2 separate regions of the Homo sapiens genome follow, and region 1 is linked to region 2. Evidence: chromatin loops called from intact Hi-C (ENCODE). Cell type or tissue: ascending aorta. All regions are shown on one strand.

Evidence for each region. Hi-C counts contacts between places; a loop is a spot of excess contacts. Peaks named below come from ENCODE experiments on the same cell type or tissue, not always from the same donor. Only the 100,000 strongest peaks of a DNase experiment are listed, where the experiment ranks them.
Region 1: it touches region 2 in a loop (3-fold over the local background); 2 of 110 quality-filtered maps call a loop at or near these places.

The regions. Positions count from the first base shown.
Region 1 is chr11:45,231,295-45,235,294 of GRCh38, reverse strand. It overlaps PRDM11 (PR/SET domain 11), which reads right to left. Exons shown (of 8, transcript NM_001384648.1): 8 at 186-4,000. Among named protein-coding and RNA genes, the nearest start is that of SYT13, 53 kb to the left of the region's middle. In ascending aorta, a CTCF peak has its summit at 1,654; a DNase peak (open chromatin) is centred at 1,654; H3K4me3 peaks cover 554 bases; H3K27ac peaks cover 945 bases.
Region 2 is chr11:45,330,322-45,334,321 of GRCh38, reverse strand. No RefSeq gene overlaps it. Among named protein-coding and RNA genes, the nearest start is that of LINC02696, 23 kb to the left of the region's middle. In ascending aorta, a CTCF peak has its summit at 1,725 (motif pointing right); DNase peaks (open chromatin) are centred at 465, 717 and 1,683; H3K4me3 peaks cover 1,252 bases; H3K27ac peaks cover 1,420 bases.

The DNA.
Region 1 (4,000 bases), 99 kb after region 2:
AGACTCTAATGGGGGAACAATGAGAGCAGCAAGAAGGGGCTAGTGGCCTCTTCTAGTTCCTTCCAACCTGGCAGCAGGCAAGCTCCTATTCTGACACCTGAGCCCTTGTGGTGGGGCCCGTTCTGAGTCAACCAGAGCACAGGCCGGGGATAGAGGCAAGGAGGCAGCAATTCAACAGTGGTGAGTAAATTTAAATGCTTTTATTAACAATCTTCTTACATTACAAGGATAATATGACAAAAAGAAAGTTTCTGCGTACATATTATGATAAACCAACATAGCTCTATTTGTATCCAGTGTTCTAGGTCCCGTCACACAGGTACTATAAAGCGTAGTCTGCAAAATAATAACATCAAGAGGTTTTTTTTAAAGAAAGTATTAACATATTAATATGTATGTGATAATAGACTCCTAGGTATTTCCCCCCATCCCCACTTATTTTTCCTTTGTGATTGACATGAAAATGGTTCAGCAGCGTGGGGGTGGAGAAGAGAGAGACGGGGGCTGAAATAGACGGAATCAGACTGCTGGTTCTTCCGGAGAGACAAAAGTGAAGACTGAGAGGTGCCCGAGGGCAGCCTGGCCTTTGTCTTTTGGTGAGCAGTATTGTGACCGCTGTCCCCCTCTGGACAGAGGGCTCGGTCCCTTGGTGCCCCTGGCGTGCTCTCTCTCTGAGGTACAGTGCATTGTGGGATTGCTACCTGGGGATGCCCATCCCCTGGCCGTGGGTCTAGTCCACTGCAGTGGGAAGAAGGCTCGGCCCGGCCTGGTCTCTCTTGAGCCAGGTACTGGAGGGTGTCCCAAGACCCAGTTGGCAGCTAACTGTGGCTCAAGGAGGTGGGCATTGGCAGAACAGACCCGCCCTGGGCTGCAGGTGGAGGGGTGGGCCTGCTGGAGACTGAGGTACTTGTAGGATGGTGGGGAAGAGCAAGACAGGGGCAGAGGAGGCTCAGGATGGGAGCAAATGCCCCTTCGGACCCCAAAAGCAGAAGGCTGGTCTGGAGAGAGGGAGCATGCAGCTGCCCTTGCTCCATCATCTGGTGCCTGGTCAGGCCCTCTCTCCTACCTCCAGGAGGAAAAAAACAGAGAGAGGAAACTGCGAGCAAATGGGCTTCTGGGTCCCGTCAGGGCTGCACAAGCCCTCTGTCATGCTGCCAGCTTGCACCAGTGCCCCCGCGTGGCCCCCAGACATCCCCGCCCGGCCCGGGCTAGGAGCTGGTGATAAACCCAGGGAGGGGCCCTCCCCAACGAAAGTGGATGAGCTTGGGGTATCCCAGCTCAGCCTCTGCCTCAAGTCACAGAATGCGAACAGTGTATGTGAACTAAACCTGCCTGTTACGGCGGGAGTGGGGTAGGGGCCACGGGGCCTCTGTGAGGGAGGGGGAACAGCGTTGTCCTGAGTACAGCCAGCAGCAGCTGCTGCGCGGAGCGGGCTGGGCCAAAGCCCTGCTTCTGGACTGGAGTAGCCATTGAATTTATGAGTGTGCAGATATGTCTCTCCCACCGTTTCCTGCTAGCTGATGCCCCCTGCCCTGGCCAGAAAGCCTGTGGATGGTGGGCAGCGCTGCCTGGCGATGCTCATGCTGCCCACATCCTCTCCTCCTGACAGTGGTTGAGCAAGTGAGGGAGGCCAGGACGGCTGCACTTCAGGGGCTTGGCCTCTAGGGGCAGCAGAAGCATCTAACAGGGCAGGGGCGGTATCTTTCCTGGACCAGCTCTTGATCCAGTTTGGACCTTTCCTATTGCCACTGACGCTGCTCAGTCCTGGTGCGGGAGGGTTTTGAAGGAGTTTGTGCAGTGGTCCCTCCACCAGGAGTCAGAGACCACGTCCTACTGCCAAGCAGCAGTGACCGCCTAAGCGTGGGCTGTGGGGGTGGGGAGAGGTAGGGGGCACCTCAGCTGGAGCTCAGGGGGTATCTCCTTCCAACCTCAGACCAAGCCTGTGGAAAAGGAGAGAAAGTGCATGGAGCGAGCCGGGACCCAGCCACTCTCCTCTCCAACACTCCGGGTAGGAGGCCCCCTTGCCAGCCAACCCTGCCTGCTGGCCTTCCCCGGCTCCCTCTCCGAAGGCCGTGCTCCCTTCCCCTTTGCACAGCACAGCGCCAGGCTTCCCACTGCTCTCCCAGCTCTATAGACTCTATTTTTATATCTATTTAAAACATAGAAATGTATAAATATATAGGATATTATTTATAGATATATAGACGTGATTTACTCTCTTACTCTGTGTGTATACGTACTGTATATGTCCATATATACAACATATATGCTGTAGCATCTGTATTCTACACTGCACATACCCCTGCTTCCATGCACTCTCTCCTAGGGAGACTGGATTGCATAGGTATTTCCAGGGTGATACCACTTGAGGGGGTGGGGGGGAAGGGAGTGCCAGATGGAAGTGGAGGGGCGTACCATTTTCCTCCCAAAAGGGCACTTTTTCTCCCTCTGGCTAACATGCAAACATTGCCTGAAAGGCTCCTTAAAAATATCACAGCACCATCCACTCAGCTCAAGCACCCTAACCAACAGATGGCAAGAGAAGGGCCCCCACCAAGTGGGAGATGGGTTTCCCTCCAAGCAGGAGAAGGGCCGTGCCAGTCTCTTGGGTCCTCCTGAGGACTGAGGAAGAGGCCAGACTAGAACCCATGACACGGCACCACCTCCCCAGAAGACTGGTGTCTGGAATGGGCACACCACTGCCCTCTGAAAACCCCTTTCTTGTCTGAGGAGGACTGGCCTGCCTGTTTCAGCTGTTTCAGCCTGGCCTGGCTAGATCTGCCTCTTGAAGCAGGGAGGGGGCACAAGTCCAATGCCTTCTGCCAAAATTGGACCTATGGGCCAAGAAAAAGCATGAATTCGACTTGGAAATCAACCCAGACTGAAAGCCAAAAGCAGACCTAGGTCTAGAACTCCCATTCCTAGAGGGGGTAGAAGGAAAATGAAAGGGGGGATCCAGAAGAGGGAAGTTATACTTCAACCCCTCAGGCCACCTCCTGGGTCCCATCAGGCTCCAGGTGATCAAGTAACATGGCACCAGCCCCTCAGTGCCGGCTGGGCCAGGGCTGTGGGCCCACAGTAGGGTCTCAGCTATTGTTTCCAGCCTTCTGCATGCTTTCCCCCCTGTTGGCACCACCTCCAAATGAATGGAAAACATTTAAACATTACCTTAAGTAATTACAAGGTACTTTTCCTAAATTAAAGGGTTGGCATAAGCAACTCAAGGGGAGGACCACCTCAGCAAAACAACTCAACTTGGAAACATGTGGCAGAGGCTGAGGTCAGAGACCCCCAAGTGCCATAGATTCCAGGGCCCAGCACTGAACCTTGCCATCCAGGGACCCTGGAACTTGAGCCTGCTCTCAGTCCCAAGTGAGGATGGGGAAATGAGGATGTGCCTAGCATCACAAGGTGTCATAGGCCAGTCATTAGAAAAATTAAATTAAATAAGGCTGCTGTTTCTGATGCCTGGACTCTCATATTCAACCAGGCAGGCAAAACTTGGGGATTCTGACATGGCAAGAGTTACAGACTTGACTGCGCTGTCCTCATGTTTCACAGATACTAGATGGCAGTGGATTTTTTCTTTGTCCTCCATGAAGGAAAAGCAGATCATATTAATCATAAGGGCTCTGGCTCCCAGGCTCTGCCAGGTATCACCTTGGCACAGTTGGCCACAAACCTGGGCCTCAAGGTTGATCTCACTTCCCACCAACCCTACGAGCCAAAGAAAGTCACTAATCAGCCAGCCCAGTTATGCCAAGTCTCAGCCCCAGAGACACACTTCATTCTAAGCCTGTAGTCATCACTCCTAAGCCAGAGGCTGAGTTAAAGGGCTCTGTCTTGTCTGAAGTAACAACATTTGGGATCCACCAACTGCTTTTCCACAGTTCTGTATACACATCAAGGGGAGATTAGGTTAGCCAAGCATATGCTCCCTGGGCTAGACCCTGAGTGTCCCATCAGTCCAAGTCCTTCTCAAGCAAGCAGAAGAGTGGGA
Region 2 (4,000 bases):
AGGCAGGAGAATTGCTTGAACCCGGGGGTGGTGATTGCCGTGAGCCGAGATCGCACCACTGCACTCCAGCCTGGGCAAAAGAGCAAGATTCCATCTCAAAAAAATGAACAAATAAATAAATATAAATAAGGAAGCCCAAATAAAAAAAATTATAAATGAAGAAAATCGCTCAGAAATACATCCTGAGTTCCAGAGAGAGGATTGAAGTGGAGAAAATATGTCAACGAAAAGCTTTCAAATTTAAGTTCTGAAAAGGCTCATGCAACTGGAACCTGGAGATGCTATTAGGCAAGGGGTCTTAATGATTTTGGTCGGCACGTGCCCCCTGCCCCCTTTCTTTCATGCTAACAGAGCCCTGGTTTTTGTCTCTGTTAGAAGGCCAGATCCCTTCATCTCAGGAAGGGTAGGTCCTTTGCAGGCATTGGTCCAGGGTCCACCATGTGACCTCATTCCGGCCAATGAGATAGGAGAAGCCTCCTGCAGGGCTTCCGGGAAATATTTTCTTTCTGGGCACAGGAATCACGGCAGAAGAAAGTCTTTTCTCTCCCCCTGCTCCTTACTTCCTGTCTTAAATGTAGGCTGTGTGTAGATGTGACTCATGGAATCGAGGCTGCCATCTTGTGATCAGGAGAGAAGACCAAGAGAACAGCGGGAATGTTATGGTTATGTGAGACAGCTAAATATCTTTATTAGTGAAGTCGGAGGTCAGCAAACTTGTTCTTTCAAATGGACACATAGTAAATATTTTCAGCTTTCCAAGCCGCAACCACTCAACTCTGACATTGTCACGGGAAAAGAGCCCTAGATAAGTACATAAACAAATGAGTGTGGCTGGGTTCCAACAGAACTTTATTTATAGAAACTGAAATTTGAATTTCATATAATGTTCATGTGTCACAAAATATTATTTATTCTTTTGATTTTTTTCAACAATTTAAATTGTAGAAATCATTCTTAGCCCACAGGCGGCACAAAAACAGATTTGGCAAGTGGGTTGTCGTTTGCCGACCCTGGATCTACTCACCGTCAGTTGTGTTTTCTGTTTCCTGAAGCTGAGTGCCTTCTGGATGATGCTGTCATTTAACCTTCTGTTTCCCAGATGACAACGCTGAGGTCCAGAGAGGCGACAGACAGAACGTTCCCAGGGTCCCAGAGCTTGTTAGTGTCAGAGCTCATAAATCTAAATCTCAAAGCTCCTAACATCAAGTCGAGGATGTTTCCCCGGTACATAAACCCGTTTCCTACTCATTTACACACATTTCTTGCTTTTTCTTCTAGGCTGTAACATTTTCCTTTGTGTCTGTGACTGCGTTTCATTCATACAAAGTGTATAAAGAGCCAAGAGGCTACCAACCTTGATTAAGGACCTACCACATTCCAGACACTTTACATTACTTAATCCTACAACAGTTGTGAGGTAGATGTTATTATGCCCACTGCACAGATGGGGAAATAGAGGCTCCGAGAGGACAGAACCACGCCCAACTTCACCCAGGGAGTAGGTGGTGGTCCCAGTCCCACCAGTGCCCTTCCTGCTGAATCTAGCTGTCTCCCACGCTTCACTGCTCGACTCTGGGTGTACCCTAATGAAGAAGACATGGCCCCTTTTCTCTGGCCACTGAATATTTTCCTTTCTGAAGTGGTTCTTGGCAGGGCTAATATATTAGAAACAGTGGCGGGAGAGTGGGGGCGGCGGTGGGGATGATGAAGTGCCATTCACCATCTCGTCCACTAGAGGGCAGAAAGAGGCCATGTTTCTGTAACAATTCTGCACCTTAACTCCCTGGTTCCGTTGAATTCATTCACAGGTTCATGGGAAACTTAGGGGAAATAATATGTTTCAGCCTTTTATTCCAACCTCCTCATTTTTCTGATGAGAAAAACGGAATCCCACAAGTGTCGTGTTGTTTACCCAGGGTCAGACATCGTGACTCATTAAATCAACAAATGTTAATTGAATGTTCATTGAGTCAATCCATGTCACTGCACAAACACTCATGGGTGATGGAGACACAAGAGTGGCAGGAGAGACGTGGCCCCTTCCCACACCAAGGCTGCAGGCGAGTGGAGCACAGGGGCAATGAGAAGTGATCAGATCAACACAATTATCAGCAATTGTGGGGAGGGGGTTAAGAGATGGAGGGACAGGAACAAGATCTGTGTGGAGGTGGCATTTCCCCCGAGCCTGAAGATGAAGAGCAGCCAGGCTTTCAAGGAGCTGGGGGCCAAGAATTCCAGGAATAAGGAACCACAAGAGGGAGACTTCTTGGCTTGTGCTAGAGCCTGGCAGACAAGGACCAGCAGCATGACTTAGTTGAGTCAGGGAAGGAAGGGGGTGTAAGAGACCTAATGTCATGATAATCATTAGCACTGAAGCTTCACTATGTACCGAGCTCTACGGAGCCGGTGCATTTGCTCATGCATCCTCCCCACAAATCTCTGCTTTGCAAACACAATTACTCCCATTTTATAGCCTCAGAGGGGTTGAGCCACTTGGCCAAGGCCATGCAGCCTGAAAGTGGTCTAGCTGGGACTTGAACCTGCACCTGTCTGACTCCAGCACCCAAACTCATCCTCACTATTCCAATTAAAGGCAGAGCTAATACTAAACCCCTGAGATCCCGTCTCGTGGCCAGGACTCTCTCCATAACCCTGTCCTTCTCTTGCCTTTGAGGAAAGCATACTTCACTGTCAGTTCTTCAGCCTGGGTGGCAGGGATGAAGGCAGAAGTTAAATAATAAAGAGGAAAAGGTTTTTTTCTAGAAATCAATGACTAAAGACTGGGAAGAGAATTCCTAAAACTCAAGTCAAGGACTGTCTCCTTTCGAAAACGGTGTGTACGAGAACATACGGCTCTCTGACCATCCACACAGACTCATGAGAAGGAGAGGAAGGACACCTCTCACTTCTGAACACTGCCTTGAAGCTTAGAGAAGTCAGATGTGACTCCCGAAGCTGAGCCGACATTCCAGGGCTCCTGGGAAATGTATCAAGTTGTGTGCAGTAGCATGGCTGCCCCACTATCTTCTGACTTTTGATGCATGGCCTGCCATTAGGGCACAGGCCTGTAGTGTTATCACTGGGGGCTGGGCTTTGGGGTACATGGAGAGCTTCAGGAAGAGGGAGGATGAAGAGTAAATCTGGGTTTCCTTCCTTAGCCTTGGTTCCCAGCCTCCCTCCTGCCTCTAGACCCTGGCATCCCCATGCTGGGTGTCAGTTTATCTCTTCTGTCCTGTTTCCTTCACCTGTCCAAACCCTTCTAGTCATCAAGGCATACCACCCCCAACCCCAGTCTCAAAGCTGCCACCAACATTCTCTCCAGGCCTCACAGTGTCTCTCTGCCCTCCACCCATTTGCTCATATAGTCTGGAGATAACAGAGGTCAGCATTTGTTCAGCAGAGGGAAAACACAGGCTTTGGCATTAGAAAACCCAGGCTTGAGTCCCTGGCCTCATGTTGGCAGGCTGCATGATCTTGGATGAATGACCACACCTCCCTGAGCTACCTCAGCCAGGCTCAGGGCTAGCTCAGGGTAGCAATGGTGAACAGTCCCTCCCTCAAAGAGCTACTGTTTTAATCTTCCCATCTGGAAGATGGACGTTGTAACAACCACTTCTCTGGCTGGTTGTGAGCATGAAGAAAAGAGGCATACAAGGAACTACTTTTGAATTTCAATGTTCCATCCCAGTTTTATTTTCCCCAACAGTTACTTCACGGTTGCCTTGTTTTTCTCATCTGCAAAATGGGGACAAATGCCTACTTATTTTAGGCACATTCCAGCAGTCTAGCAGAGCAGGAGGCATCACAGACTGTGGCTGGGAGGATGGTCTCTGGGGTCATTCTAACTGGTTTTTCATCTTGGTGCTGCTTTTTCCTGCCTTTGGGACCCTGGACAAGTTATCCAAGCCCTGTGCCTCAGTTTCCTAATCTATAAAATGGAAGATGACTGTGTCTATTTTCCAGAGTTGATGGGAGACTCCTCTATTTCCTTTGGGTGGTG